2 separate regions of the Homo sapiens genome follow, and region 1 is linked to region 2. A link is a loop called in an ENCODE intact Hi-C map of the cell type or tissue named here. Cell type or tissue: endothelial cell of umbilical vein. All regions are shown on one strand. Each heading gives the region's core, and the rest is flanking DNA. Links, peaks and the distances in the headings are about the cores only.

The links. Hi-C counts contacts between places; a loop is a spot of excess contacts. Peaks named below come from ENCODE experiments on the same cell type or tissue, not always from the same donor. Only the 100,000 strongest peaks of a DNase experiment are listed, where the experiment ranks them.
Region 1: a loop joins it to region 2, with 7 times the contacts of the local background. A loop is called at or near these places in 69 of 110 quality-filtered maps.

The regions. Positions count from the first base shown.
Region 1 is chr2:218,293,329-218,309,292 of GRCh38, reverse strand. The region is part of intron 2 of PNKD (PNKD metallo-beta-lactamase domain containing); the gene reads right to left. LOC105373881 (a long non-coding RNA gene) reads left to right here. Exons shown (of 3, transcript XR_923914.3): 3 at 2,745-2,923. Among named protein-coding and RNA genes, the nearest start is that of TMBIM1, 8.8 kb to the right of the region's middle. RefSeq lists an enhancer at 15,266-15,964. In endothelial cell of umbilical vein, for the core only: a CTCF peak has its summit at 7,845 (motif pointing left); a DNase peak (open chromatin) is centred at 7,842.
Region 2 is chr2:218,463,321-218,479,284 of GRCh38, reverse strand. USP37 (ubiquitin specific peptidase 37) reads left to right here. Exons shown (of 26, transcript NM_020935.3): 19 at 2,304-2,445; 20 at 4,400-4,655; 21 at 13,109-13,275; 22 at 15,919-15,964. Among named protein-coding and RNA genes, the nearest start is that of VIL1, 52 kb to the right of the region's middle. RefSeq lists a silencer at 12,865-13,159. In endothelial cell of umbilical vein, for the core only: no CTCF peak of the experiment used is centred there; a DNase peak (open chromatin) is centred at 13,094.

The DNA.
Region 1 (15,964 bases), core at 5,550-10,549, 160 kb after region 2:
CATGCACCACCACGCCCGGCTAATTTTTTTGTATTTTTAATAAAAACAGGTTTCATCATGTTGGCCAGGCTGGTCTTGGCCACCACACCCGGCTGTGAAACCCCATTTCTACGAAAAATATGACAATTAGCTGAACGTGGTAGTGGGTGCCTGTAGTCCCAGCTACTTGGGAGGCCGTGGTGGGAGGATCTCTTATTTTATTTTATTTTTATTTAAATAGAGACAGGGTCTCACTATGTTGCCCAGGCTGATCTTGAATGATCTCTTGATCCTGGAGGTCAAGATTGCAGTGAGACATGACTGCGCCACTGTACTCTGTCTCAGAAAGAGGAAGGAAGGAAGGAAGGAGAAAGAGAGAAAGAGAGAGAGAAAGAGAGAAAAAGAGAAAGGAAGGAAAGAAGTGGAGGAGGCTGGGCACGGTGGCTCACTCCTGTAATCCCAGCACTTTGGGAGGTTGAGGCAGGCAGATCCCCTCAGGTCAGGAGTTTGAGACCAGCCTGGCCAACATGGTGAAACCCTGTCTACTAAAAATACAAAAATTAGCTGAGGGGTGGTGGCAGCTCCTGTAATCCCAGCTACTCAGGTGGCTGAGGCAGGAGAATCGCTTGAACCCGGGAGGTGGAGGTTGCGGTGAGCCGAGATTATGCTATTGCACTCCAGCCTGGGTGATAGAGCAATACTCGTCTAAAAAAAAAAAAGAAAGAAAGAAAGTAGTGGAGAAAAAAATAGGACACAAAACTGGGTAAATTTTGAATAACTGATACGATTGTACCTCTGTAAACAAAAATGGATTAAAAAAAATCTAAGGCTGGGCACGGTGGCTCGTGCCTGTAATCCCAGCACTTTGGGAGGCTGAGGCGGGCAGATCACAAGCTTAGGAGTTTGAGAACAGCCTGGCCAATATGGTGAAACCCCGTCTCTACTAAAAATACAAAAATTAGTTGGGTGTAGTGGCGGGTGCCTGAATCATCCCAGCTACTCAGGAGGCTGAGGCAGGAAAACCACTTGAATCTGAGAGGCAGAGGTTACAGTGAGCCGAGATGGCACCACTGCACATCTGAGTGATGTGCAGTGAGACTCTGTCTCAAAAAAAAAAAAAAAAAATCTAAAATGCTTCCAGTCATAATCTTTGGTTGATTGACTCATGGGGTACCATTTGTTTATTATTTTTTTGTGCTTTTAAAATATTTTCTGATCTTCTATAATGAAAACATATTAGTATTTTAATTTTTAAAATTATTATTTTATTAAAACAAAGAAAGTAGTCCTCTCTGCTGTCTCTACCTTTCACTTCACGTCCATTCTCAGGCCACTCAACTGGGCCCCTGCCTGTACTGCTCCATCCTAATTTGGCGCTGTCCCCTTGAAGGTCAAACCCATTTGTCATTGTTCAGCCCTTATCACTGAACCTCTGGGTGGCAGCTATGACAATGGAGCATGCCTTTTTCCTCTGCCTTCCCTGCCACAGTCTCTCTGGCTCTCCTCTCCCCTCTCTGACAAGCTCCCCTTCTGCTAGCTCTAAATTCACCACTTACAGGCTACCACCTGTATACTCATTACTTCAAAGGAGAAATGTCCACAAGAGCCTCCCTTGGATGCCCCACGGTAGGGGTCCCCAACCGCTTCCCTCCAACCCTATACTGGTCCTTGGTCTGTTAGGAGCCAGGCCACACAGCAGGACAGGCAAAGCTTTACCTGTATTTACAGCTGCTCCACATTGCTTGCATTACCCTCTGAGCTCCACCTCCTGTCAGATCAGCAGCAGCATTAGATTCTCATAGGAGCTCGCACCCTATTGTGAACTGCGCATGTGAGGGATGTAGGTTACATGCTCCTTATGAGAATCTAATGCCTGATGATCTGTCACTGTCTCCCATCAATCCCAGATGGGACCATCCAGCTGCTGGAAAACAAGCTCAGGGTTCCCATTGATTGTACCTTATGGTGAGTTGTATGATTATTTTATTATATATTACAATGTAATAATAATAGAAATCTAGTGCACAATAAATGTAATGCGCTTGAATCATCCCGAACCCCCCTAACCCCATTGCCTCCCCCAGTCCCTGGAAAAACTGCCTTCCATGAAACTGGTCCCTGGTGCCAAAAATGCTGGGGACTGCTGCCACACGGGATCTTTAACTTGATTTGTCCAAAGCTACCTCCTCATCCTCATGTGACCCCAACCCTCTCCTTCAGGTCTGCCAACTTGGCCAACGGCATCATCTGTGTTTCCAGATGATTTTGCCCAACTGTAAACGAATGTCATTGTTTTGTGCATGTTTAAGGCAGGCTAGGCTAGGCTATGATGTTTGGTAGGTTTAGGTGTATTTAATGCATTTTCCACTTAGGATATTTTCAATTTAGGATGAGTTTATTGGGATGTAACCACTCTATAAGTTAGGAAGCATCTGTGTTTGTCAGATGACCAAACAAACCAATCCCGACACCTAGCTCCTGGGTGAGGGCATCTCTTAGGCCTAGGTAATGACTTGCACACTTCATTGCACACATGTCTCTGTGATGGTCCTTAGGCTGTGCAGTAATTCCTGGCGCTGCCCCATAACACTTCAAGTGCCTTGTGGGTAAGGAGGGTGAACTGTCGGGGAGGGAGTGGAATCGGGTTTGGGGGTTGTGTGCTAGACTTGGAATGACCAGCTTAGAACCCTGGCTCCACTAGGAACTCTGCACCTTGGGGCAATGTTCTTAATCTACTCAAACCTCATTCTCTTTCTCTCCACGAGGGACTGGTAATTTGCATGGAGCTACTCGGAGGATTAACCGTGATTACCCAGAGAAAGGACACCTTGCCTGGGCCGTTTCAAGTACTCCACACATGTTCCTTGATATTATTGATCTCATTCTTGCAACATCAGCATCTGTCCTGGTGGGTGCTCAAGTAAATATTTTATGACTGAAATGATAAGAGGGTGTGACCTTTGCCTCCATTTCCCATTGCATCATCCCAAATCAGGCCCTTGGGTCCTCATGCCTGGCCCATTGCAGGCACCTGCAGCCCCTAGCCATCAGTTTCAAGCAGGGGCTCCCCCTGCTCAAAGCCAGTGTCTACACAATCAAATTTGCATCCCTTGTTTTAGCGACATGGTCTCAGCCCAGTTCTCTAGTGTGTGGCGTTCCTGCTGCTCCCCTCCACATGTGTCCCGTCTGCCAGCCTGCCCTGATCACTATCCTAGATTTCTGCCCCATGCCACCTGGAGAAATCCTTTTAGGCAGCTTCCTCAAGATACCAGGTACCTTCCAGCCCTACCATGCCCCCGGGGATGTGATACCCTTCCAGGAGTAACCATAACTAATGAAGGTCCAATTCTCAATCTAGGGAGTCTGGCAGCTCTCAACAGAGGAGGGAGGAGAATGAGTTCAGTTCTCAAGGAGGCTGATAATGCCTTTCCTTTTAGTCCAGTTTCTTTAAGGCTAAAAATAAATTCAACCTCCTCTTCGAAGGCTTTTCTGATTACCACAATTATTTGCACTGCCTGGTCACTACTCTAACTCCAGACCCTGGAAAAAATGTCATCTCACAGCCAAACAGAAACGAATGGTTTGGCTATGGTGGGGGCGGAAGGGGGCACACCCAGAGGAGCCATAGCCTTTTCTTTACAAGACTCTGACCTCTGGGCTGGGGGTGGTGGCTCATGCATGTAATCCCAGCACTTTGGAAGGCCAAGGCGGGATGATGGATCGGAAAATTGTCTAGAAATTCAAGACCAGCCTGGGCAACACAGTGAGACCCCACCTCTACAAAAAATTAAAAAAAAAAATAGCCAGACATGGCATGCACCTGTGGTCCCAGTTACTTGAGTGGCTGAGGCAAGACGATTGCTTGAGGTCAGAGGTTGATGCTGCAGTGAACTATGATTTTGCCACTGCACTCCAGCCTGAGTGACAGAGTAAGACCCTGTCTCAGAAACAAACAAACATACAAACTAACAGGCAAAAACAAGACTGAGCTCTCCCTGTAGGCAAAAAATGGCGGCCTCCACTTGTTTGTCTCTCCCTCATCCCCAGCACCTTGCACTGGGCTTGATGCATGCAGTGTGATAAATGTTTGTTCTGTTGTGTGGGAAGGAAGAACAGAACAACCGAGTGTAGACTGTCTACTGAGCACAAGGCCTGCGCACAGCCCTTGCACGTGGGATTTCATTGTCACGACTCTATAAGGAAGGTGATGGTCGCCCCACTTTATTTATTTATTTATTTTTGAGATGGAGTCTTGCTCTGTCACCCAGGCTGGAGTGCAGTGGCGCGATCTCAGCTCACTGCAACCTCTACCTCCCAGGTTCAAGTGATTCTCCTGCCTTAGCCTCCCGAGTAGCTGGGACTACAGGTGCCCGCCACCACGCCTGGCTAATTTTTGTGTTTCACCAAGATGGGGTTTCACCATGTTGGCCAGGCTGGTCTCGAACTCCTGACCTCAAGTGATCCACCCACCTCAGCCTCCCAAAGTGCTGGGATTACAGGCATGAGCCACTGTGCCCGGCCAGTCGCCCCACTTTAGAGATGAACAAACGAAGGCTTGGAGAGAATAATGACTCATACCATCACAGGCGACAAAACCCAAATTCAATTATGGTTTTATTTGACCCCCAATTCCATGCTCTTTCCACTGATCCTCTGTAACCAGCCTGGGTAGAAAACATGTGTCAGTGTCTGCTGGGAAACAGATGACACAGGCAAACTGGGAAAGCTGAGGAGAGCTTGAGAGAAGTTAAGTTTTAGTGCTCTGCAAGGCTACCGGCAGGTGCTGGAAACAGTTCTCCAGGCTAGTGACACTGTCGCCACCCCTGGGCCTGAAGGGTCAGGAAGGGAGCTGTTATAAAACATAAAGACAGGTTGGGTGCGGTGGCTCATGCCTGTAATCCCAGCACTTTGGGAGGCCGAGGCGGGTGGATGACCTGAGGTTAGGAGTTCCAGACCAGCCTGGTCAACATGGTGAAACCCTGTCTCTACTAAAAATACAAAAAATCAGGCATGGTGGCAGGCATCTGTAATCCCAGCTACTTGGGAGGCTGAGGCAGGAGAATCGCTTGAACTGGGAGGTTGCAGTGAGCTGAGACCACGCCACTGCACTCCAGCCTGGGCAACAAGAGCGAAACTCTGTCTCAAAAACAAAAAACAAAGACAGAGCTGTGTGGACAGGCCCAACTGATAGGGGCTGTGACCACTGGTTGAGGGATAAGCCAGTCTGGGGTGAGCCTTGAGGGAGGGAGAAGGAGACAAACCCTCCACCTCTGCTGCCATCTCCTCCTGGAGAGCTCCACTGCCAAACTCAGCTGCAGCTGGAGGACCAAGAGCCCACTGAGGTGTCCATAGGACCAGCTCCAAGCAGGGTGGAGAAGACGGAGGGGGATGTGGAGAGCAAACGGAAACCAGCCAAATGAAACCAAAGAAGTGCGGGTCTGGCCGGGCGTGGTGGCTCACACCTGTAATCCCAGCACTTTGGGAGGCTGAGGCAGGTGGATCATGAGGTCAGGAGTTCAAGACTAGCCTGGCCAAGATGGTGAAACCCCATCTCTACTAAAAATACAAAAATTAGCTGGGCATGGTGGTGGGCACCTGTAATCCCAGCTACTCAGGAGGCTGAGGCAGAGAATCGCTTGAACCCAGGAGGCAGAGGTTGCAGTGAGCCGAGATCATGCCACTGCATTCCAGCCTGGGCAACAGAGCAAGACTCTGCTCAAAAAAAAAAAAAAAAAAAAAGAAGTGCAGGTCTGGGATGGGGGTCGTGGGGTATTGACACCTCAGGGTGGGGGCTGGTGCCACCACCTTTCATCTTGTAGCCAAGGTGGCTCCTCAAGGCCTTCCTGCTCTCGGGCTCCATTCCCTCAACCCATTCACCGCTCAGAGCCAGGGTGATTCTCCTAAAATACCACCCAGATCATGTCCCATGTCCCAGCCCTGCTCAAAATCACTCAATGGCTTCCTTTGTAAACCAAAAATAAAATTCAATGCCCCCTCACCTCAGCCATCTGAATGGACTCCCTCCTCTGCCAGGGCATTCCAAAGTTAACCTGAAAGACTGGTTCAGGGCTGGGCTGGTGGCTCACACCTGTAATCCCAAGGATTACACTTTTGGGAGGCCAAGGTGGGCAGATCACTGAGGCCAGGAGTTCAAGACCATCCTGGCCAACATGGTGAAAACCTGTCTCTACTAAAAATACAAACAAATTAGCTGGGCATGGTGGTGGGCACCTGTAATCCCAGCTACTTGGGAGGCTGAGGCAGAAGAATCACTTGAACCTGGCAGGCAGAAGTTGCAGTGAGCTAAGATGGCACAACTGCACTCCAGCCTGGGGAACAGAGTGAGACTCCATAAAACAAACAAACAAACAAACGAACAAACAGAAAAAAAACCTCCAGGCCTTTAGGTAACTCTTTTAATCAATTGCCAATCAGAAAATTTTTAAATCTACCTATAACCTGGAAGCTCCCTTCAACACACACATACATTCTGCGCCCCTGTCCCCCCGCCCTGACTACCTTGGGCCACGTGTTCTCAGGGTCTCCTGAGGGCTGTGTCAAGGGCCATAGTCGCTCATATTTGGTTCAGAATAAATTTCTTCAAATATTTTACAGAGTTTGAATGTTTTCATTGATATCTTTAGGCTGAAATTTGAAGTCCTTAAAGAGGCCCTGAGACTCTGTAGACCTGGCCCCTGCCACCTCCCCAGTCTCCTCTTGGGCCATGCCCCAGTGCCCACCACTCTCCAGCCACACCACTCTCCTGGAAGTTTCTGGAACATGCCAAGCTCTTTCAGCTTCAGGGGTGTCTCCACACCTTCACATAGCTTGATCCTTCTGCTTAGAAGGGTCACAGCACCATTGTCCACCACCCCCCACGGCCCATCCCCTCTGTAGCTACTCTTTCATGCCACCTTCTGCCAACATAAGAGGTGCCTGGGTGCCACTCTTTTGTTTTTGTTTTTTGAGATGCAGTCTCACTCTGTTGCTCAGGCTGGAGTGCAGTGGCGCTATCTCAGCTCACTGCAACCTCTGCCTCCTGGGTTCAAGTGATTCTCCTGCCTCAGCCTCCCGAGTAGCTGGGACTACATGTGCGCACCACCATGCCTGGCTAATTTTTTGTATTTTTAGTAGAGACAGGTTTCACCGTGTTAGCCAGGATGGTCTCGATCTCCTGACCTGGTGATCTGCCTGCCTCGGCCTCCCAAAGTGCTGGGATTACAGGCGTGAGCCACAGCTCCCTGCCTTGGGTGCCACTCTTTTAGGGCACTGAGTCAGCTTTCCTTAAGTGCATGTATTACAGTTTGTAAAGATACCTTTGCTTATGAGATGAGTTGCTAATATCTGTCCTGCCTTCCCTACTGGACTGTAAACTCCAAGAAAGCGGGGGCTGTATTTTATTTACTTCTGTATCCCCACAGGTCTGGCACACAGTTGGCCCCTCATAAATGCTTGTTAAATAAATCTTAATGGTATTGGGGTTGAGTCCTGGCCCCTTTCTTTTCTCCCGTTTTTGTTTGTTTGTTTGAGACAGATGGTAGCTCAGGCTGTTGCCCAGGCTGGAGTGGCATAATCACAGCTCACTGCAGCCCTGACCCTCCTGGGGTCAAGCCAACCTCCCACCTCATCCTTCCAAGTAGCTGGGACTACAGGCACGCACAACCATGCCCAGCTAATGTTTTAATTTTTTTAAAGAGATGGGTCTCACTATGTTGCACAGGCTGGTTTCGAACTCCTGGGCTCAAGCCATGCTTCTGCCTGGGCCTGGCTAAAATGCAGAATTACAGGTGTGAGCCATTGCGTCGGCCAAGGCTCCCTTTTTCTAGCCAAACAGTGCTAGTCAGACTCTGCCCCCTAGTGGTCATGTCTGGGAACTGATTGTGGCTTGTTCCAACCGCTTCCTAGATGTCAGTTTTTGACTTGTTAAAAGTAAATGGAACGCAGCAGAAAGTACTGAGTGCAGGCCCTGGGCTAGGCATCTGGCCAAGATGAATTACGATCTAGACCCTGACCCCCAGAATTCCCCCTTAAGTCAATGACCAGCGCTATAGATCTGTGCTGTTTCATATGGTAGCCACTAGCCACTTGCCACTGAGCACATAAAATGTGGTTAGTGCAACTATAAAACTGAATTTTTAATTTTATGTAATTTTAATTCATTTAAACTTAAATCTAAACATTGGCTGCTCTGTCTATGGAGTAGCCATTCTTTATTCCTCTACTTTCTTAATAAACTTGCTTTCATTTTACTCTAAAAATAAAACAATAATAAAATAAACCTTGATGCTTATTTCAGTTATTGGAAAACACTCAAGTATGTACATTTTACAAACACTTTTCAGATTTGATCTAAATACAGATCCTATATTTCTGATGAAAAAGTAACATCCTAATTGAGATATGCTGTGTCAAATACATACCAGATTTTGAAGACTTAGTATTTAAAAATCCCATTAAAAATTCACCTATGGCCAGGCGTGGTGGTGCATGCCTGTAATCCCAGCACTTTGGGAGGCAGAGGTGGGTGGATCACTTGAGGTCAGGAGTTCGAGACCAGCCTGACCAACATGGTGAAAACACATCTCTACTAAAAATACAAAATTGGCTGGGCGTGGTGGGGCATGCCTGTAATCCCAGCTACCTGGGAGGCTGAGGCAGGAGAATCTCTTGAACCCAGGAGACGGAGGTTGCAGTGAGCTGAGATCGCACCACTGCACTCCAGCCTGGGCAACAGAGCGAGACTCCATCTCAAAAAAAAAAAAGAAAAGAAAAGAAAAGAAAAAAATGTAGACTCTCAACCTACTGAAGCAGAATCTGCATTTTAACATGAACCCCAAGCGATCTATTTGCACATTAAAGTTTGAGAAGCAGTCACCTATTAGACATCCAAGTGGTGATATAGGCAGCAATTCTCTGATTGCTTGCTCAGAGACATAGGAAGCAAAGTCGAGGCTGAGAGTGAGGCTGCAGAGGAGGTGTGGGAGTTCAGAAGGGACTGTAGAAAGTGTGGAGTAATTGCCTAGGATGGGTGTGTTAGTATGAATGGACAAGTTAGTGTGCATGAACTTAAAGCGAGATCAGTCAGGACCGTTGCATGTTTTTACCCTCACTTTTGGCTATGTGGGTGCAGAGTTGAGATTTTGCTGCTGAGAACCATAAGGTAGAGTTGAGGCTGCATGCAAAGGAGTAATTATAATATTGGAATCCAAGCTGGTCAAGGAGGAAAGTGAGGATGTGAGAGATAAGAAAGAGGTGGTGGTCAGGCGCGGTGGCTCACTCCAGTAATCCCAGCACATTGGGAGGCTGAGGCAGGTGGATCACTTGAGCCCAGGAGTTTGAGACCAGCCTAGGCAACATATGGAGACCCCATCTTTACAAAAAATTACAAAAATTAGCCGGGCGCGGTGGCTCACGCCTGTAATCCCAGCACTTTGGGAGGCTGAGGCGGGCGGATCACCTGAGGTCAGGAGTTCGAGACCAGCCTGACCAACATGGAGAAACCCCATCTCTACTAAAAATACAAAATTAGCCTGGCGTGGTGGTACGTGCCTGTAATCCCAGCTACTTGGGAGGCTGAGGCAGGAGAATCACTTGAAACTGGGAGGTGGAGGTTGTAGTGAGCTGAGATCATGGCACCATTGCACTCCAGACTGGGCAACAAGAGCAAAACTCTGTCTCAAAAAAAAAAAAAAATTACAAAAATTAGCCAGGTGCAGTGGTGTGTGCCTGTGGTCCCAGCTACTTGGGAGGCTGAGGTGGGAGGATGGCTTGAGCCCAGGGGGCTGAGGCTGCAGAGAGCCATGACTGCTTCGCTGCACTCCAGCCTGGGTGAGAGCGAAACCCTGTCTCAAAAATAAATGAATAAACAAATAGGTCGGGTGCGGTGGCTCACGCCTGTAATCCCAGCACTCTGGGAGGCTGAGGCAGGTGGATCACCTGAGGTCAGGAGTTCGAGACCAGCCTGGCCAACGTGGTGAAACCTCATCTCTACTAAAAATACAAAAATTAGCTGGGCCTGGTGGCGGGTGCCTGTAATCCTAGCTACTCAGGAGACTGAGGCAGGAGAATCGTTTAAACCTCGGACGCGGAGGTTGCAGTGAGCCAAGATCGCGCCATTGCACTGCCATTGCACTCTAGGCTGGGTGACAAAAGCGAAACTCAGTCTCAAAATAAATAAATAAAATAAAATAAAATAAATAAATAAAATAAAGGAACAGGTGGTAAGATGAATAGATTGTTGATCCTGATATGGTCACAGAATTGTCAAATCACGGTCACAGAGCTGGAAAAATAGATGGTGGTCAGAGTGTGGGGTGCCTGAAATTGAGATTATGGAGGGGGTGCAGTTATTGGTAAGGAGAGGTTCTCAGGCAGCTAATATCGTGGGTTGGGAATAAGAGGAAATCGCTGTTGGCTTTTCTTGGGGAGTAGAGTTGTTTAGACAAAAGCAAGTATCTATGAGGAGGAGCTTCCTAGGTGGGGGGCAAGAGAGTGGGAGAATGAAGCCCAAGATGGACGAGGAGAGGGGCTTGAAAGCTGAGAATCCCCCGGTATTCTGGCTGGCAGAGGTGGCAGAGGTCCATGGCGAGAGGGCAGGGTGTAAGGGCACAGCTGGAGCCTGGCCCTGCTGAGCTCCCAGCTCGGGCAAGTTCATCCCTCCAGGCCCTGCTTAGTGTGAAAGGAGGTTGTGTTCATCACTGGGAGAATCACTGGGCTTCTATCTCACAAACAACAATAACAATGAACATTTTAACTCTGCCCCAAGCATTTGACAACTGCTATTTTTCATTCTTACAACTACCCTATATTATTACCACCCTTTTTATAGATAAGGTGCCAAGGCTCACAGCAGTTAAGTAATATGCCTAAGGTCACAAAGCCACCAAAGACATTTGAACTTGGATTCAAACCCAGGACTGTCTATCACCAAAGCTTGCTGGTGTGGCTGGCGATTCACCTGGGGAGCGTTTGTTTATGCTTCCACTGAAGATTCTGATTCACAGGTCTGGAAAGAAGTATCCCCAAGGGAACGTGCATGTTTTCACAAGCAGCTCAGGTGACTCTGAGGGTCAGGGAAGAATGGAAAGCATTTCGCTGGCCCTGCCTGCAGCATGGTGGATGCCAGGCTGGTTCCGTGGCCTGGCTTCCTCATGGTGCCACCCACTTCCAGTTACAGCAGTTTCAGTCACCATCAACATCCGCCATGTGCCTTTCTCACTGCCTTTCACCTAGATGACCTCAACTGAGGAAGGCGCCAGAAGTCACAGGAGGTAGAGAAATGCAGTATGATTTCTCTCTCTCTTTTTTTTTTTTTTTGAGATGGAGTCTCCCTCTGTTGCCCAGGCTGGAGTGCAGTGGCGTGATCTCGGCTCACTGCAAGCTCCGCCTCCCGGGTTCATGCCATTCTCCTGCCTCAGCCTCCTGAGTAGCTGGGACCACAGGCGCCTGCCATCACGTCCAGCTAATTTTTCTATTTTTAGTAGAGACGGGGTTTCACTATGTTAGCCAGGATGGTCTCGATCTCCTGACCTTGTGATCTGCCCGCCTCGGCCTCTCAAAGTGCTGGGATTACAAGCGTGAGCCACTGTGATTTCTTTTCTTCTCTCTTTTTTTTTTTTTTTTTTTTTTTGAGACGGAGTCTTTTTCTGTTGCCCAGGCTGGAGAGCAGTGGCATGATCTCGGCTCACTGCAACCTCTGTCTCCCAGGTTCAAGCGATTCTCCTGCCTCAGCCTCCGGTGTAGCTGGGACTACAGGCATGCGCCACCACACTTGGCTAATTGTTTGTATTTTTAGTAGAGATGGGGTTTCACTATATGTTAGCCAGGCCGGTCTCTAACTCCTGACCTCAGGTGATCCACCCCCTGACCTCCCACAGTGCTGGGATTACAGGCATGAACCACTGTGACCAGCCACAGTGTGATTTCTAAGTAGAGAGATGGGCCCCCGGCCTCACAGTCCTTTAGTGCCAAAGCTGGAACAAAACTTCACTTCTGAGACATCCAAATCCACCATTCTTTCCACTCTCTATTTCCTTAGGAAAGTGTTAAATAATGTTTATGAATAATAAGGCCAATTTTAAGGGGGAGGAGCCCCCATACCCCACCCCTACCTTATCTATCCCCCACACATCTATCATTCAAGCCTGAGAGGCTCCCTCCATCCCACTTTGGAACATTGGCATTCAATTCAACAGATGCTGGGTCAGGGCCGTGCCCAGGCCTAGGGGTGAATGAGACATTGTCTCTGCCCTCCAGTGGGGAGAAACAGGCACTTTCACCTCAGGCTGGGTTCAATGCCTCAATTCAGTAAATACGTCCTCTGAAAACAAGCAACTTCGGGCGGCGCGGTAGCTCTTGCCTGTAATCCCAGCACTTTGGGAGGCCAAGGCAGGTGGATGACCTGAGGCCAGGAGTTCAAGACCAGCCTGGCCAACGTGGCAAAACCCTGTTTCTACTAAAAATACAAAAATTAGCTGGGCATTGTGGTGGGCGCCTGTAATCTCAGCTACTCAGGAGGCCAAGCAGGAGAATCGCTTGAACCCAGGAGGCGGAGGTTGCAGGGAGCCGAGATCATGCTACTGCACCCCAGCCGTGGTGACAGAGTGAGACTCCATCTCAAAAAGAAAGAAAGAAAGAAAGAAAAAGAAAAACAGAAAAAAGGCAACTTCTTTCAGAAAGTTAGTGATCAATGCATGGGTAGAGTAACACATTAAATGCTAGGTAACCAGGCAGCTATGAGAAGGGTTTGGAGGACCAATTAGTGGAGTCCTGGGGCTGGGCTGGAGGGTGGCAACAGAGAAAGTTCTCTGGATCCACCGCTCCAATTAAGTTTTTCCTGCCCATGTCCTTCAGGTTCCACCTGGGCCCACCCCTTCCAGGCTGCCACCACCCCCTCCCACCAATCACTAAGCTTTAGCTAGTCCTAAAATACCTAAAATAACATCCAGTCCTAAAATAAACATCAGTCTAATCCCTTTCACTCCTCCACCCCTCTTCCTGCAGCCATGGACTTGACTCCACTTTCCTCCTAGGTAGTGTTGCTGGAAAAATACAACCAACCAGTTAAATGTGAATTTCAGATAAGCAATGAGTACTTTTTTTTAGTACAAGTATTTCCAAATATTATATGGGGCAGTGGGATATGCTTATATGAAAAAATATTGTTTGGCCGGGCGCAGCGGCTCATGCCTGTAGTCCCAGCACTTTGGGAGGGTGAGGCGGATGGATTGCTTGAGCTCATGAGTTCAAGACCAGCCTGGGCAACATGGCAAAACCCTGTCTCCACAGAAAATACAAAAATTAGCCGGGCGTGGTGGTGCTCATGTCTGTAGTCCCAGCTACTTGAGAGGCTGAGGTGGGAGGATGGCTTGAGCCTGGGAGGTGGAGGTTGCCGCGAGCCAAGATCGCACTACTGTACTCCAGCCTGGGAGTGCAGAGCCAGACCTTGTCTTGAAAAAAAAAAAAAAAAAGGTTTGTTGTTTATCTGAAGCTCAAACTGGTTGCCTTGCATCTTTATTTGCTAAAGCTGGAACCCTACCCCAGGGGCACCACCAGAGCCTCCCCAACCCTCCCAAACTCCCTCTAGGTGGTTATTTTCTGGCTCCCCATTGCTTTCAGGGTAAAATCTCAATTTCTGGCCCCCTGCCTCCTTGGCCAGCCCTATTTCCTACCCCTTCTACCCCACTGCACCCTCCACCCCCCATCCTAGCTTGCTGGGGCAACTGGCCCTAAGTCCCTTGCCCTCTGCCTGGAGAACCTTCTCCCCTCCTCCGAATAGGCTGGTTCCTAACACCTCCTAACACTCTACTCAGGTGTCACCTCCTCTGAACTCCTTTCCCGAACCCCCACCCCATTCCCCACACTGGGTTAGGAGCTTTCTCTGGGATCTGGAGGAACCAAGTGAATATTTCTTTATCTGCCAGCACTTGTCAAACTGTCAACATTGTAATAATCTGTCATTTTACTGGCTCCCTTAGACTGTGAGTTTCTTGAGAGCAGGGGCTGTGTTCTTTCAGCCTTCTCATTTCTAGAACCGGAAATTCCTGTCTGGTTGGCAGACAATAAAAGCTTACTTAATAATTTTGCAGATAAGGCCCAAGAGAAAAAAACATCATTTATCGAATGCCTATTGCCAGCGAAGCACTGCTGCTCTGGGCCAGGCGCTTCAGGTGTTATTTTTGACCCTATAGTCAGAAAAAGGGCTCTGGAGAAAAAGCACGCAGCAAGGCTTGTGTGGGCTTGCCTCGTGTGCCCCATGTCCCACTCCCCCAGTCGGGCAGATGTGAGTCGCTGGTGATTGCTGGTTGGAAATGGAATCTCCTTGGATATTAACCATCCTGGTGGTTCTAGAAAGTGGAGGGTGTTTTCTGGAGAAGGGGCCTGCTATGGTGGGAATGTTGTTGTCCCCACTCCATTCATTTGTTGAAACTTAATCCTCAATGTTATAGTATTAAAAGGTGAGGCCTTTAGGAAGTGATTAGGTCATGAAGGCGGAACCCTCTGGAATGGAATTCATGCTCTTAGAAAAGAAGCTGGTGGCCAGGTGCAGTGGCTCACGCCTATAATCCCAGCACTTTGGGAGGTGGAGGAGGGCAAATTGCTTGAGCCCAGGAGTTCAAGACCAGCGTGGGCAACATAGTGAGACCCTGTCTCTACAAAAAATACAAAAATTAGCCAGGTGTGGTGGTGCATGTGTGTAGTCCCAGCTACTCAGGAGGCTGAGTTGGAAGGATTGCTTGTACATGGGAGGTCAAGGCTGCAGTGAGCTGCAATTGTGCCATTGCACAGAGTGAGATTCCATCTCAAAAAAAAGGAAGGCTGGTGGGGGGGCGGTGTCTGTTTGTTCCTTCCTTGGCCATATGAGGACTCAGACGATATCTGTGAAGCAGAGGGAGCCTTCATCAGACACCTAACCTGCTGGTGCCTTGATGTTGCGTTTCCCACCCTCCAGAACTGTGAGCAATACATTTCTGCTGTTTCTAAATTACCCACTCTAAGGTATTTTTGTTGTAGCAGCCCAGATGGACTAAGACAGCACAAGTGTAGAGAGCATGAAAAAATGTCAGGGATCTGGACAGATTCCATGGGCCATGCATTTCACCTAGGGCGCTACTCCTTGAGCAAGGGGGAGACAGACACTGAGCAGAACTGTACTTGCTCTGGTGAGATCACACCTTGGGTGGGGACTTCCTAAAATGAGGTTCTTGGCCTGTAGGAACTGGAAGTACACTGAAGGGTTGGGGTGTCTGGGGAGCTAGCCCACCATAACGGCCACTAGTCCCCCTAAGTAACTCCTACTTAAACTATATTTACAGAAATAAACATACATAGTGTGTGTATGGGGGGCAGTTTTTAAAAATCTGTCTTTTTTTTTTTTTTTTTTTTTTAAATCTCTGTTTTGGGGCTGGACGTGGTGGCTCATGTCTGTAATCCTAGCACTTTGGGAGGCCAAAGTGGGCTGACTGCTTTGAGCTCAGGGGTTTGAGACCAGCCTATGCAACAACGTGAAAACCCATCTCTACAAAACAAACAAACCAAACAAAACAAACAAGCAAACAAACAAAATTAGCTGGGTGTAGTGGCACACACTTGTAATCCCAGCTACTCAGGAGGCTGAGGCCGGAGAATCACTTGAAACCAGGAGGAGGATGCAGTGAGCCGAGATGGCGCCACTGCACTCCAGCCTGGGTGACAGAGCGAGACCCTGTCTGGAAAAAAAAAAAAAAAAAAAAAAGGACATTCAGTGGTGGTGTGGTGCTGACCTATAGCTATTAACATGAGATAAGCACTTTAAACAGAGTTGGTCAACTACTGGCAGCCTTGGTGTCATGGAAAGAACTTGGACTTTGGAACCACAGAAACTCAGGCAAGGCTCGGTAATGTTTCTCTTTTTAAATTGAGACAAGGTCTCTCTATGTTGCCTAGGCTGGGTCTCCAACTCCTGGGCTCAAGCCATCCTCTGGCCTTGGCCTCCCAAAAGTGCTAG
Region 2 (15,964 bases), core at 10,789-15,788:
ATAGGCATGGAATCCCAAAACATTTTTTACCTGTTGTTAGCCAGTCTGGAACTTCTTGTCTTTGACACCGAATAGGAGTTGTTTTGAAAGGGGACAGGAAAACAAGCAAGCATTCTACAAATGCCCTATTTTTTTGTTTAAGACCAAACTTTATCCAAGGAGGGAAGCACATGCCTTTTTTGTTTGCTTTTTAAATATATTTCCTCTAAGATTTTACTAGAGGAGTTCCTGATTAGATCATTTCAATTGATTTAGTTGTCGTTTGACTTTTTAATTAATTTTTCTAAAAATTTGATGGCCCAAAGTACTTTTAGAGAAGAGACATTTTTGTTGTTTAAGGGCTTTTGGGGGGCTTATATAACCATAAAATGACATTTGGGAACTGCTATTTTCTTTTCCTCCTGTTAATTATTTTTCAGTGCAATTAAAACCAGATGACTAACATGACTAGAAATCTGAAATGGTACCGATATGAATACTCTTGCCCGTTCTCAAGATACAAATGAGCAATACCACTTGGCTGCTTAGAAAGTGAGCAAGTGATGCATTTACAGGATGAATATTTTTCATTGCTACAGGCAAGCTGCCTTCTGTAAATATAGTAATCATTAATGGAATGCACTCTATGTACCAAGTCACTGTAGTTTCAAGAAAGAAATGATTTCATTGGGCATCATTGTACCTTGGCATGGTCATCTGTTCTCCAGGGTCTGCTGGTATGAAAATTTGGGAGTTGATCAATAAAGAATGATTAGGCCCTAGAAGACCTGTCATGCCGATCAAACTTAAAAGAGGCTGAGTTATGAACCAGAATACCATTGATTCTTCTACAATGTCCTTTGTCACAAATTTACCCTGGTGCAATGGTAGCCAGGTGTCATCCTCCTTCAGCAAAATATTTATCTGGGTAAACAAATTAATATGTTCAGGTTTGCTTGGTGAGCGTGAAATCTGAATTGAGGAATTAAGATGGCTAATTGGCTATTATACTAAAAACCCTTTTGAGCACATGGGAGGCTTTTCAAGTGTTCAGGTTGGAGTGCAGTGATATCCTGGCTGCTCTGAGCCACACACTATGTTTGGGCTTATCACTGACCACTTGCCTCTTTTCTTTGATCTACATTGCTATGTAATCTTCCTGATTTCCACTCTGGCCTCTTATTTCTTGGTGCCATTAGTCTATATGTTTATTTTCAGTTTTTACATTCAGGTTAATTGTATTTTCTAGTTTTCATTTTATATATATTTTTTGTATTGCATATGAATTTGTGTTAACCTCCATCAAAGAAAGTTCTTGTTCTTTGACCTTTACCACTTTTTTCTTTAGTTTATTTTCGGCTTACCTAGAAGACAACACAGTAACACCTTACTTATCTGGCATCATTAAAGGATTCCACATAAGTGAATTTTTATATAACTGAAGCTTACCTTTTAACGATTTATCTTTTAAAAGATTTTTAACAGTTTGGATGAAAATGTTTCTAAAATATGTTACACTGTTCCTTACATTCTTAAAATAACTAAGGATAATTTAAGTATATCTTAATGACTTAGAATCAGCATTTTAAGTATCAATTATTGCACTGTGTTTCAATATGATATTGCCCTCAGAGGCTCTTAATTATTACAAGATAGTTTGCTTTTACATTAAATGACTTTATAGTTCTTGTTTGCCTTTCTTGTGGTTATTCTTTCTCATTTCTTAGCTCTCATTTCTTGATGAACTTGATACACTATTTTATTCACCATTTCCTGGGAAAGAAAGGGTCCCTCTAAGTACATGGGCTTTGGAACTGCCTTCCTCAGAAGCCTTTTTTCTTACTTTGGAATCCCTATGTTCTGGAAAGTAGAGGTTGCCAGAAGTCTGACCTACAGATAAGTGGATAAGTGGAATGTTACTGTTATTTTTAAAGTGCATGGATCATAATTTAAAAGATCACAAATTAGTCTTCATGCACTTTGTTGTCAAAAACATTTATTCATTGCTATGCCTGCATGAATTCAATAGCATAATTTATAAAGACAATAGCAAATTTCATTGGGGTTGATCATTAAAAGAAAAAAGGCACAACATGATTAGTTTACTGATGATACGTAGTAGCATAAGAGTTGTCCAGTTTTCAAAGCATGGCTCTTTTGGAGTGGGGCAAAGGTAATGCTGAAATATACCTCTTTTGATATATCTTTTTTTTCTGTTAAGTAATTTTCCGTAATGGAAAAGCAATTTGTTTTGATATTTTTACAATAAAAGAATAACAAAGACAAATGTTTATCAGGCTTTTTTTTTTTTCCTTAAATTACAGGAAATTCACCTTCAAATCCAAGAGCTCCTTGGCTTTATGCCTTGATTCAGACAGTGAGGATGAGCTAAAACGTTCTGTGGCCCTCAGCCAGAGACTTTGTGAAATGTTAGGCAACGAACAGCAGCAGGAAGACCTGGAAAAAGTAAGTAATATTTTCTTAAAACATCTGACAAAGATTTGTTTATCTCTTACTGTCCAAACAAATGTCTTTCATAACCATCATCAAACTAATTAGTTTTAAAGAAAATGCCTTCTCTGGCTACAGAAATCAGTCTGTTTACAGATGGATCAAGACTTACGAGAAATTCGTTGTTCTAAACAAATTACTTTCTTTTTTTGCCCTTCAAAGCTACTTTTGCATATTCGTCCTCAAATAATTACTTGCTTTATTTTGGTAGCAGTTTTTTAAGACAGGGTATCGCTCTGTTGCCCAGGCTGGAGTACAGTGGTGTAATCACGGCTCACCACAGCATCGTTCTCCTGGGCTCAAACAATCCTCCTACCTCAGCTCCCCAAGTAGCTGGGACTACAGGCATGTACCACCATGCCTGGCTAGTTTTTAAAATTTTTTGTAGAGACAAGGTCTTACTGTGTGACCTAGGCAGGTCTAAAATTCCTGGGCTCAGGTGATCCTACCACCTCAGCTTCCCTAAGTGCTGGGATTACAGGCATGAGCCACTACTCCCAGCCTGTAGCAATTGTTTATGTGAGGGAACTGTAGTAAACATTTTACATCAACAGAGCAACCAAGTAATCTAATTGTTTAAATTATGGATTTATTAATTGGATTAATATATAGATAATTATATGGATAGTTAATACTTTGAAGATCTAAGCTTTTCTAGGTGTTTGCATTATCTTATGCTACTGTATTTTATTTTAAGCCTCCCTTTTAAATAATAGAATTATTTTAGTAGTTATTTTTGTTCTGTTTCCTATCTTACTTTAAAGCCAGAGGTAGTTTGTGGTTGTTCAACTTGAATGAGAAATGTGTGAAAGTCCAAAATTCTCCCAGAAAACAACTTTTGAATATTTACATAATCTTTTTTTTTTTTTGAGACGGAGTCTCACTCTGTTGCCCAGGCTGGAGTGCAGTGGCACGATCTTGGCTCACTGCAGTCTCTATCCCCCAGGTTCAAGTGATTCTCCTGCCTCAGCCTCCTGAGTAGCTGGGATTACAGACGTACACCACAACATCTCCCTAATTTTTGGGTTTTGGTTTTTTATTTAATTTATTTATTTATTTATTTTTGAGACAGACTCTTGCCCTGTCACCCAGGCTGGAGTGCAGTGGTGTGATCTTAGCTTGCTGCATCCTCCACCTCCCAGGTTCAGGCGATTCTCTGTCTCCCTAGTAGCTGGGACTACAGGTGCGTGCCACCATGCCTGGCTAATTTTTTTGTATTTTTAGTAGAGATGGAGTTTATCCATGTTGGCCAGGCTGATCTCGAACTCCTGGCCTCAAGTGATCTGCTGGCCTCGACCTCCCAAAGTGCTGGGATTACAGGCATGAGCCACCACGCCCAGCCTAATTTTTGTATTTTTAGTAAAGACGGGTTTTCGCCATGTTGGCCAGGCTGGTCTCAAACTCCTGACCTCAGGTGATCCACCGCTGGGATTACAGGCGTGAGCCACCTCGCCCAGCCTTCTTTACATAATCTTGATGTCGTGTTTATTTTTCTCATTTATTGTTAATAAGATCAGCTAACATTTATAATGGTGTAGTAGGCATAATGATAGAATATTTACTGTATAATCTATATATATCTGGAAGAAAATAAATTGAAAATACTTAGAGTAATTATCTCTGAGTAATCTATTTTGAATGAATTTATTTTATTATTTTTATGTATTCTCCAAATTTGTACAAAATATATACTTATTTCAATCAAGAAAAAATAATGTATTCTTATGTATTTATTATTTTTAAAGTTAGACTCACCATTTAGTTTATATATTGGTTATTGATTGTTAAATAACCCAAAGCATCAAAGAAAGGAAACTTTTTAGAAATAAAGTTGCTACTTTAAATACTAATTAAGATTGCTATATTTGTAGGTATTCTGGTTTCTTCTAAAAGTAACTCTCTTCTTCAGGATTCAAAATTATGCCCAATAGAGCCTGACAAGTCTGAATTGGAAAACTCAGGATTTGACAGAATGAGCGAAGAAGAGCTTCTAGCAGCTGTCTTGGAGATAAGTAAGAGAGATGCTTCACCATCTCTGAGTCATGAAGATGATGATAAGCCAACTAGCAGCCCAGATACCGGATTTGCAGAAGATGATATTCAAGAAATGCCAGAAAATCCAGACACTATGGAAACTGAGAAGCCCAAAACAATCACAGAGCTGGGTAGGTTTAATGAAGATTAAACCTCTGTGAAACAAAACATAACTCTTTCAAAGTTTTGTAGTGACAAATAACCTCCAAATAACGGGAGATAAATAGAAAAATTAGCTGAGCATGGTGGTGTGTGACCCTAATCCCAGCTACTCGGGAGGCTGAGGCAGGAGAATTCGCTTGAACCGGGAGGCGGAGGTTGCAGTGAGCCAAGATTGCACCACTGCACTCCAGCCTGGGCGACAGAGTGAGACTCCTTCTCAGATAAAAACAAATAAAGGGAGGTGAAGTGGATCTGTATATAACAGGGTTGATGGCATTTTCATTCTGTATTATAAAAAGCTTTGAAAAATGAGAAGCAAATATTGTGACTAGTACACAGATACTAGTGGTAAAGTATGCCATATCCCTTTAGGTATACATCACTAGTAAAACTAGCCTTCTTATGTGCATTTAATATATGTTTGTGTCAGTTCTGAGGTGCTTTTCTCACCACTGCTATTTCAGAAATTCATATAATTCTTTCATTTTCCTATATCTGAATTTACACCAGGTGTTAGGGTATAAATAATTCAAGTTCTCCATTCCCTGCACAATGCATTGCTTTTTCTATGTTTAGATGTATTTAGATACACAACTACTTACCATTGTGTTACAGTTGCCTACAGTACTCAGTACAGTAACATGCTTTACAGGTTTATAGCCCAGGAGCTATGCCATGTAGCCTAGATGTATAGTCAGCTATACCATCTAGGTTTGTGTTGAATATACTCGAAGATGTTCGCACAAAGACGAAATCACTTAACCATGCAATTTCTTAGAATGTGTCTTCATCATTAAGCAACACATGACTGTACATAAAATGCTATACTATTTTTTTGGTAATTTTTACTCATTTTTTGTTATCTAAAGCTATCAGTGGGAACAACAGAGCTGAGCCATCCTGCCTTGTACTGTGGGTGTTTTGAAATTTTTAGGTAGATAACTTTTACTATCTTTTCCTATGACCAGTTCAAATTTTTCTCTCTTGATAGCCCCAAGATCTAGACAACTATATATTGCTAATGTGTTTCAGGTACACCAGCCATAGGATTTTGGAAATGAAGAGAATACTAGAATATCAGGAAATTATTTTCTACATTCTCATAGTTGGAACCTCTTCAATTATGAATTATTTTGCATGCAAGTAAAATAAGAATTAGTATATCCCCATTTAACTGGAAGCAAAAACGTGATGGTTTTTATACACAGGCATTACTTTTTTCCTTCTTGATACAAGTATCATTATGCAGTCCCCTTACTACATTTATAATCACTGCCCTTAGGTATCCCTGGTTAATATTAGTGCTTTTGTCCCTTCCTGATTTATTTCCTGCTTTCTGCTCTCCTTTTCAGTTCTTTGCCCAGTCCTATAACTTCCTAAAATTAACAAAGGGACAGCTACAGGAAGAGGTAATATGTGGCAATGTCCTATATCATGCACTTCAAGGGAGCTACAGTTTTTATAGCCTGAAAGGAGACAGAGTAGTTGGAAATGGCAGTGGGTAGTAAAGAGGAAACCCACCCTGTCTCCAGGCTCTGGGGTATGGGGAAAAAAACAGCCTGTACTTAAAAGAACACTAGAAAAATCCATAATGGGAGGCTTTAGAAGAAAAACTGGCCCTGACTAAAGACTAAAGAGACCTGACAACCAAATGTAGTGAGTAACCTTAGGAGTCTAGGTTAGAAAAAATTCTACAAAAAATATTTTGGAAACAACTGGAGAAATGAGAATGTGGGCTATATATTGGAATTATAAATAGAATTACTGTTAATATTCTTAGATGTGATAATTGTTATGTAGGAAAATGTGCTTTTAATTAAGAGATTCAGGCTGGGCTGGGTACGGTGGCTCATGCCTGTAATCCCAGCACTTTGGGAGGCTGAGGTGGGTGAATCACCTGAGATCAGGAGGTCAAGACCAACTTGACCAACATGGTGAAACCCCATCTCTACCAAAAATACAAAATTAGCCGGGTGTGATGTTGCATGTCTGTAATCCCAGCTACTTGGGAGGCTGAGGCAGAAGAATTGCCTGAACCCAGGAGGTGGAGGAGGTTGCAGTGAGCCGATATTGCACCATTGTACTTCATCCTGGGCAACAAGAGCAAAACTCTGTCTCAAAAAAAAAAAAGAGAGAGAGATTCAGGCTGACGTGCTTTGGGGTAAAGTATTATAATATCTGCAATTACAGTGTATTCACATGGCTCCATAGAAAAGAAAAGTGTGAGTGTGTGTATATACACACTCAGTCTCCAAAGACAGCATCTAGTGAACCGTGGCTACCAGTATGCATACTCTTGTGTAGACCTCTTCACAGTGAATTTGGGAAGGCTATGTGAGTGCAATAAAATGTGATTGAATTGATTCTGTGCCAAGTTCGTGATTAAACATTAAGATGGCCTGGCAACTTCCCCTTTTGTGCTTTTGGGAACCCTAAGCTGCTACGTAAGAAGTTTGGCTGCCCTGCTGGAGAGATCACATTGCGAAGGAAAGACTCTTGAGATCACCAAAAGAAAGAGGATATCTAGCCATCCCAGCTAATCTTTCTTTTTTTTTTTTTTTTCCTGGGGCGGACCAAGTCTCTCTCTGTCACCCAGGCTGGAGTGCAGTGGCATGATCTCAGCTCACTGCAACCTCTGCCTCCCAGGTTCAAGTGATTCTCCTGCCTCAGCCTCCCGAGTAGCTGGGATTACAGGCGCCCGCCACCACACCCAGCTAATTTTCTTGTGTGTTTTTAATAGACATGGGGATTCACCATGTTGGCCAGGCTGGTCTCGAACTCCTGACCTCAGGTGATCCACCTGCCTCAGCCTCCCAAAGTGCTAGGATTACAGGCATGAGCCACCACGCCCAGCCCCAGCTGATCTTTCTAACCAACACCACAAAGGTGCCAAGGGAAAAAAAAAATCAAGGGAGACATGTTTTTTGGCCTGAGCAATTGGATAGATAATGGTACCATTTGCTGATATGAGGAAGGCACAGTTGGTGGGACAAGGGAGGAATAAAAATTAAACAGGCAAATGGAGATTTCACCTAGGCATTTCAATATACAAGTTTAAAGCTCAGGGGAGAAATTCAGACTAGAGATATGAATTTGATATTTCATCAGTTTGTGAGGCTATAGTAATACATGAGATCACTTAGAGAGCTTAAGTAGAAAAGACAGTCCAAAGAAGTGTCATGATCACTTTCTTTCAGCAGCCTGTTTTCTCAGTTTCTGATATTAATTCCAAAAGTCTTTTCTTCTACCCTATTTTGGTTGCCCACTTACAGAAGTCATTACCCTAGACCAGTGCTTCTCAAAGTGTGAACTTAGATCATCAAATATAATCTGTGAACTTCCTGGAAATGCCAATTATCTCCTTCCTCTTTTCTTCTGTCGCAGTAGCCTGACAAAACCCCAACTCCCAACTCAACTAGCTACTTTTTCCATACCTGCACCCAAGCTGGTGAAGATTGCTAAAGAAAATCACAAAACTGTGTTCCGTGGACTTTCCTCAAACTCAGGACTACACTCTTAAATGGGCACTAAATGCTACTAGTCAGTTTTGTAATACTTTCTTATTTGTTTTCTCAGTCTCCATGATGTCTTCCTGAAATCTGTACTTATTTCTCTCTTTTTCTCCCTCCCTCTCTCCCTCCCTCAAATATGCCAAGGCCATTCTCATCTCAGAGCTTTTGCACTTAAGGTCCTTGAGGGCAGGCACCATCTTGCTTTAATTATCACTATATCCCCAACTTCTACAACAGTGCTTGGCACATAGATTCTCAATAAATATCTGTGACTTAACAGTTGGGCTGTTTTGTGAATCAGCTGAGGAGGGGCAGGAAGGCAAAGTAAGGTTTTACAGTCTCTAGACACTAGCCAGAAGGAATAGTGTGTACAAAGACTCAGAAATGAGAAAGCCCACAGCAAGTTAGTGGACCTAAAAGAAAGTTCAGAATGATCGGCATGACTGGAGCATATTGTTGAAGGGGAAATGCAAAAGATGAGACTAGAGAGCTAAGTAGTCTCTGGTTTTTGCATGGCCTGAAGCCATGTTTAGGAATTTGGACTTTTGTTTCAAAGGCATTAGGAAGTTATTGGATATTTTAAGCAAACAATTATTTGATAAGGATTTATGTTTGAAGAAAAGATCATTCTGGCTACAGAAGTTAGAAAAAAACAGTAATACTTGAGACCTCTTAGGAAATTATTGCAGTAGTCCAAACAAGAAGTTAGTGGTGTCCTAAGCCAAGGTTTTGGCTTGAAAAAAAAAGTTGATGGATTCAAGAGATGCTTAGGAAATAATAATTTATCTTATGTGAGGAGTGAATGAGAGGGAGAAGTCACATATGATCCTCAGATATCTGTCTTTTAAAAGAAACTGTGGAAAATTATCTTATTCACTGAAATATAGAATATCAGGAAGAGAGTGGGTTTCAATTAGGGCGTGGGGAAGAAGCAAACAGTATATTCAGTGGAAGAATGTTGAGTTAAGGCCACACGCAGTGGCTCACGCCTGTAATCCCAGCACTTTGGGAGGCTGAGGTGGGTGGATCACGAGGTCAGGAGATCGAGACCATCCTGGCTAACATGGTGAAACCCCGTCTCTACTAAAAATACAAAAAATTAGCCAGGCATGGTGGCGGTCGCCTGTAGTCCCAGCTACTTGGGAGGCTGAGGCAGGAGAATGGCAAGAACCCGGGAGGCAGAGGTTGCAGTGAGTCGAGATGGTGCCACTGCACTCCAGCCTGGGCGACAGAGCAAGACTCTGTCTCAAAAAAAAAAAAAAAAAAAAAAAAGAATGTTGAGTTAAACACATGAATCCCCTTTGATCCATTGTACAGTCCTTAAAAGTGGATTATTATTTCATGGCCATGTTTGTCCCCATAGATTTTTAAATACGTTCTGTATCTGTCTGATAATCTTATCCTGAAGACAAATGTATATTGACTTTAGCATCTTCAAGCAAACTTCCTTGATCTCCTTTCTAACACATGGATTAGTTACTAGTATAATCCAGGATTGTCTGAGGTACATTGAATCATTGAGTGTTCAAAATTATTGGTTAAGAAAAATTATTCTGTCACGTTTTTGAGTACGTTTTGATAATAAAAATAATAATACTCATTTTATACTCTAAAATAGCAATATCAACCCCCAAGTCTTCCTTCCACTTGAAATGCTCATCATCAGCTAACTTTGTATATCTCAGTTCCAAATTTCCAAAACAGATAATCTGATTGGTTGAGTCAAATAATCCATTCCCAGTTCAGCAGGCGTAGGTAGGAGGGACAGGCAGGGTCATGTAGACTTCCAAGCTGCCCCTTCTAGGCCATGGCAAGGGTTGTTTCTCCAATAATAGAAGAAAGGAAGAAATTATTGACATCTCTAGGATAATTGTTTTTTGTGTGTTTAATTGGGATTATCTGTAATATAATTTTTCTGAACAATTGGGATTTTTCCACCAAATAAATTCTGAGTCTCTTTTCCTCTTTTAATAAATATTCACTCAGCAATTCAGTACAACTCAAAATGCTAACTAGTTGCTGACTTAGAATCTAAAGCCAGGATGCTGTAAGCTTCAGGGTTACCTGTGCCACAGAGAAATACAGTATTAGGAGCCGGGCGCAGTGTGGCTCACACCTATAATCCCAGCACTTTGGGAGGCCAAGGCAGGTGGATCACCTGAGGTCAGGAGTTCAAGACCAGCCTGGCCAACATGGTGAAACCCTGTCTCTACTAAAAATAAAAAATGAGCCGGGTGTGGTGGCACACGCCTGTAATCCCAGCTACTTGGGAGGCTGAGGCATAAGAATCTCTTGAACCCGGGAGTTGGAGGTTGCAGTGAGCCGAGATTGTGCCACTGTACTCCAGCCTGGCCAACAGAGTGAGAGTCGGTCTCAAAAAATAAAATAAGATAAAATACAGTACTAGGGCAGGTAAAGAGCGTATACAAACTCAATAACAGTATGTATAGCATGAGTATATAAAGGTAATTCTCGTTAGCCAGTTAAATACTTCTTGATGAGGAGGTTTACTTTAGTAATGTTTGATATAGTTAACGCTTGTATTTGTATTGAAAATTATCGTGGGCCGGGCATGGTGGCTCAATCCTGTAATCCCAGCACTTTGAGAAGCAAAGGCTGATGGATCACCTGACGTCAGGAGTTCGAGACCAGCCTGACCAACATGGTGAAACCCCGCCTCTACTAAAAATACAAAATTAGCTGGGCATGGTGGTGCATGCTACTTGGGAGGCTGAGGCAGGAGAATCCCAGCTACTTGGGAGGCTGAGGCAGGAGAATTGCTTGAACCCGGGAGGTGGAGGTTGCAATGAGCCACAATCACGCCCTTGCACTCCAGTCTGGGCAACAAGAGCGAAACTCCATCTCAAAAAATAATAATAATACAAAAATTATGAAATTGCCGGGTATGGTGGCTCACGCCTGTTAATCCCAGCACTTTGGGAGGCCGAGGTGGGCGGATCACTTGACGTCAGGAGTTCGAGACCAGCCTGGCCAGCATGGTGAAACCCCATCTCTACCAAAAATATAAAAAATTAGCCAGGTGTGGTGGTGAACACCTGTAATCCCAGCTACTCGGGAGGCTGAGGCAGGAGAATCGCTTGAACCTAGAAGGTGGAGGTTGCAGTGAGCGGATATTGTGCCGCTGCACTCCACCCTGGGCGACAGAGCAAGACTCAGTCTTAAAAAAAAAAAAAACAAAAAAAACATGAAATGTTATTGCTCTAACAATTCAGATAACCAGAAAAAAATCATAACTATTCTGTTTATTTTAGCTAGCCGTAGTCTAGAAATTGAGAAGGAACAGGCCGGGAGGGGTGGCTCACGCCTATAATCCCAGCACTTTGGGATGCCAAGGCAGGTGGATCACCTGAGGTCAGGAGTTCAAGACCAGTCTGGCCAACATGGTGAAACTCTATCTCTACTAAAAAATACAAAAATTAGGCCAGGCACGGTGGCTCACGCCTGTAATCCCAGCACTTTGGGAGGCTGAGGTGGGCGGATCACAAGGTCGGGAGTTCGAGACCAGCCTGACCAAGATGGTGAAACCCCGTCTCTACTAAAAATACAAAAATTAGCCGGGCGTGGTGGCGTGCACCTGTAATCCCAGCTACGCGGAAGGCTGAAGCAGGAGAATCGCTGGAACCCTAGAGGCAAAGGTTGCAGTGAGCCGAGATCGCGCCACTGCACTCCAGCCTGAGCAACAGAGCGAAACTCCATCTCAAAAAAAAATAGATAGATAGATAGATAGATAGATAGATAGATAGATAGATATAGATTAGCTGGGCATGGTGGCGGGCGCCTGTAGTCCCAGCTACTCAGGAGTCTGAGGCGGGAGAATTGCCTGAAAGAGGTGGAGGTTGCAGTGAGCCACTGCACTCCAGCCTGGGCAGGGGGAGGGGGAAGGGAGGAGGGGGGAGGGGATTTCTTACCTTCCTGAATGTTTTAAACACACACTGTATATTGCCATACACTCTTGATTTAGATATATACAATGCTTGTTTGATTATTAATGTTTAAACACATGTTCAACATACAGTGTAATAAATGGGGAAAATCGGCGAGGCACAGTGGCTCACACCTGTAATCTCAGCATTTTGGGAGCCCAAGGCGGGCAGATCACCAGAGGTCAGGAGTTTGAGAGCAGCCTGGCCAATGTGATGAAACCTCATCTCTACTAAAACAAAAATTAGTTAGGTGTGATGGCGTGCACCTGTAATCCCAGCTGCTTGGTGGCTGAGGCATGAGAATTGCTTGAACCCAGGAGGCAGAGATTGCAGTGAGCCGAGATAGTGCCACTGGACTCCAGCCTGGGTGAGAGAGCAAGACACTGTCCCCAAAAAATAAAAAAAAGAATGGGGAAAATCTCAATAGTAGCTTGATCATTTTGGCCTAATTCTTACTTCATTTGCTCTAAAAATATTTTATTTCCAGTACTTGGTCAAGTGACACTATGACCTATGGCTGTTTTTTCTTCCCCATCTTTACATAGTGTGTTTCTGATGATTAATTAACTTTTAGAACCATCACTGTAGATCATTTGTTCTCAAACAAGAACAATTTTGCCTTCCAGAGGACATATAGTAGTGTCTGTCATTTTTGGTTATCACAACTGTAGAGGGTGGATGCTACTAATATCTAGTAGGTAGAGGCCAGAAACACTGCTAAACGTTCTACAATGCACAGGACATACTCTTCTCCCCTCACCCCAACAAAAGCTTGTCCCACCCAAAATGTCAATAGCTCTAGGTTGATCAACCCTGACGTAGATCTAGTAAGGTGAAATTGTATGTCCTAAGCAAATTATAGATGAAATTAGGGTAAATTGCTTTATGAACAGTAGGTGTCACTCTAGTTCAGAAATTTCCATTTATTAGGATTTTCCAAATTAATGTTATGTTCTGCTTCCTCAGATCCTGCCAGTTTTACTGAGATAACTAAAGACTGTGATGAGAATAAAGAAAACAAAACTCCAGAAGGATCTCAGGGAGAAGTTGATTGGCTCCAGCAGTATGATATGGAGCGTGAAAGGGAAGAGCAAGAGCTTCAGCAGGCACTGGCTCAGAGCCTTCAAGAGCAAGTAAGAGATATTTATATTGCTACTTTCTCTGTACTTACCTTTCCTGAGAAATATAATAATAATAACTAATGTGTTGAGCACTTACTATGTGTCAGACATTGTTCCAGATGATTTACATAGAGTAAGTCATTGGGGAAAAAAAAGACTTGTTTGAGGCAGGGTTTGGTGGTTCATGCCTGTAATCTCAGTACTTTGGGAGGCTGAGGCGGACGGATCACTTGAGGCCAGGAGTTTGAGACCAGCCTAGCCAACATGACAAAACCCCATCTACTAAAAATATAAAACTTAGCCAGGCATGGTGGCACACACCTGTAGTCCCAGCTACTCAGAAGGCTGAGGCAGGAGAATCGCTTGAACCCAGGAGGCAGAGGTTGCAGTGAGCTGAGATCACGCCACTGCACTCCAGCCTGGGTTTGAAACAGGTACGTGGGTAGTGTTTCTTTTTTTGACAATCCAAATGCAATAAAATGTATTGTTGGTTACCTTTCATAACTATAATTCATTGCTTGCTAAAACAGGATGGGGTATTATAGATTATTCCTAGTCCAAATTTATTTTTTTCTTTTCTTTTTATTTTTATTTTCTATTTTAATTTTTTAGAGACAGAGCCTTGTTATGTTGCCCAGGCTGGTTTTGAACTCCTGGACTGAAGCACTCCTCCCCTTTTGGCCTCCTAAAGTGCTAGGACTACAGATGTGAGCCACCATGCCTGGCTTCCCAGTCCAGCATTATTTTGCAAGCTGTAGAAACAACCAGTATAACACCATGATTTTATAATTGTATTTTAAGGCAATGTATTTGTTTTGGTTATTTTCTAAGAATATAAATTTTTTATGAATTATTTGAACATAGAATTATCACAAATATTTTCTAAAATCTAATTTTCAGATTTTAGTATTAGAACATTTATCTGTCTTCCTGTTTATTTATTGAGATAGGGTCTTGCTCAGTTGCCCAGGCTGGAATGTAGTGGCTTGATCATTCCTCACTGCAGCCTCAAACTCTGAGCTCAAGCAATTCTCCTGCCTAGGCCTCTCAAGTACATGGGACCACAGGAGCATCCACCATGCCCGGCTCATTTTTTTATTTTTAGTAAAGACAGTGTCTCACTGTTGCCCAGGCTGGTCTCAAACTCCTGGGCTTAAGCAGTCCTCCCACCACAACCTCCCAAAGTGCTGGGATTATAGGCATGAGCTATTTGCCCCCAGCCCTTGCTCTTTTCTTTATGTAGTAACCTATTCTTCAATGTTCAGTTTATGCCATTTGTTTTCCACTGTTACAGTCACCTGAAATATCAGATTTATAGGCAACAGGATCTGACTTACAGGTCTGATTTTTCATAGTTATCTAATCCTGTGCAATCCAAGTCATGTTAGTAAAAATTTACCAAGACTCCCTAGAATGAATGGGTAGGTTTAGTACTTGTTTGAGGCCTGCTTTGGGTTCATCAGATAATCAGATTAAGAAATCTAAGCTGGGCACTGTGGCTCACGCCTGTAATCCCAGCACTTTGGGAGGCCAAGGTGGGTGGATCCCTTAAGGCTAGGAGTTCTAGACCAGCCTGGCCAAAATGGTGACACTCTGTCTCTGCTAAAAATACAAAAATTAACCTGCTGTGGTGGCGTGCGCCTGTATTCTCAACTAGTAAGGAGGCTGAGGCACAAGAATTGCTTGAACCCGGGAGGTGGAGGTTGCAGTGGGCCAAGATCACGCTACTGCTGTACTTCTGCCTTGGCTATAGAGCAAGACTCTGTCTCAAAAAAAAAAAAAGAAATCTAATTTCTCTAGATCAGTGGTTCTTAATCTTAACTGCACATTCAAATTTACTGGGGAGCTTTAAAAATACTGGAATGGGCTGGGTATGGTGGCTCATGCCTGTAATTCCAGCACTTTGGGAGGCTGAGGCAGGCAGATTGCAAGATCAAGAGATCGAGACCATCCTGGCCAACATGGTGAAACCCCATCTCTACTAAAAATACAAAAAAAATTAACTGGGTGTGGTGGCACGCACCTGTAGTCCCAGCCACCCGGGAGGCTGAGACAGGAGAATCGCTTGAACCTGGGAGGTAGAGGATGCAGTGAGCCGAGATCGTGCCACTGCCCTCCAGCCTGCCAACAGAGCAAGACTCCCTCTCAAAAAAAAAAAAAAAAAAAATCTTAAAAAATACTGGAGTGGGCCGGGCGCAGTGGCTCACACTTGTAATCCCAGCACTTTGGGAAGCCGAGGTGGGCGGATCACAAGGTCAGGAGATTGAGACCACCCTGGCTAACATGGTGAAACCCCATCTCTACTAAAAATACAAAAAATTAGCTAGACGTGGTGGCGGGCGCCTGTAGTCCCAGCTACTTGGGAGGCTGAGGCGGGAGAATGGCGTGAACCCAGGAGGCGGAGCTTGCATTGAGCCGAGATCACACCACTGCACTCCAGCCTGGGGGACAGAGCGAGACTCCGTCTCAAAAAAAAAAAAAAAAAAAAAAAGTAAAGAACTTCCCCACATTCCTCAAAAGGTAATATTCCAAACATCCATAAGGTTATAGAAAGCATTCTTAGCAAATGCTTCCAGAGAAACTGATTTTATCCTCATTAAGTAAGTTTAATCAGTACCTCTTTAAATACCTTAGTTTTTGTTCTTTTCCCTTTAGGAGGCTTGGGAACAGAAAGAAGATGATGACCTCAAAAGAGCTACCG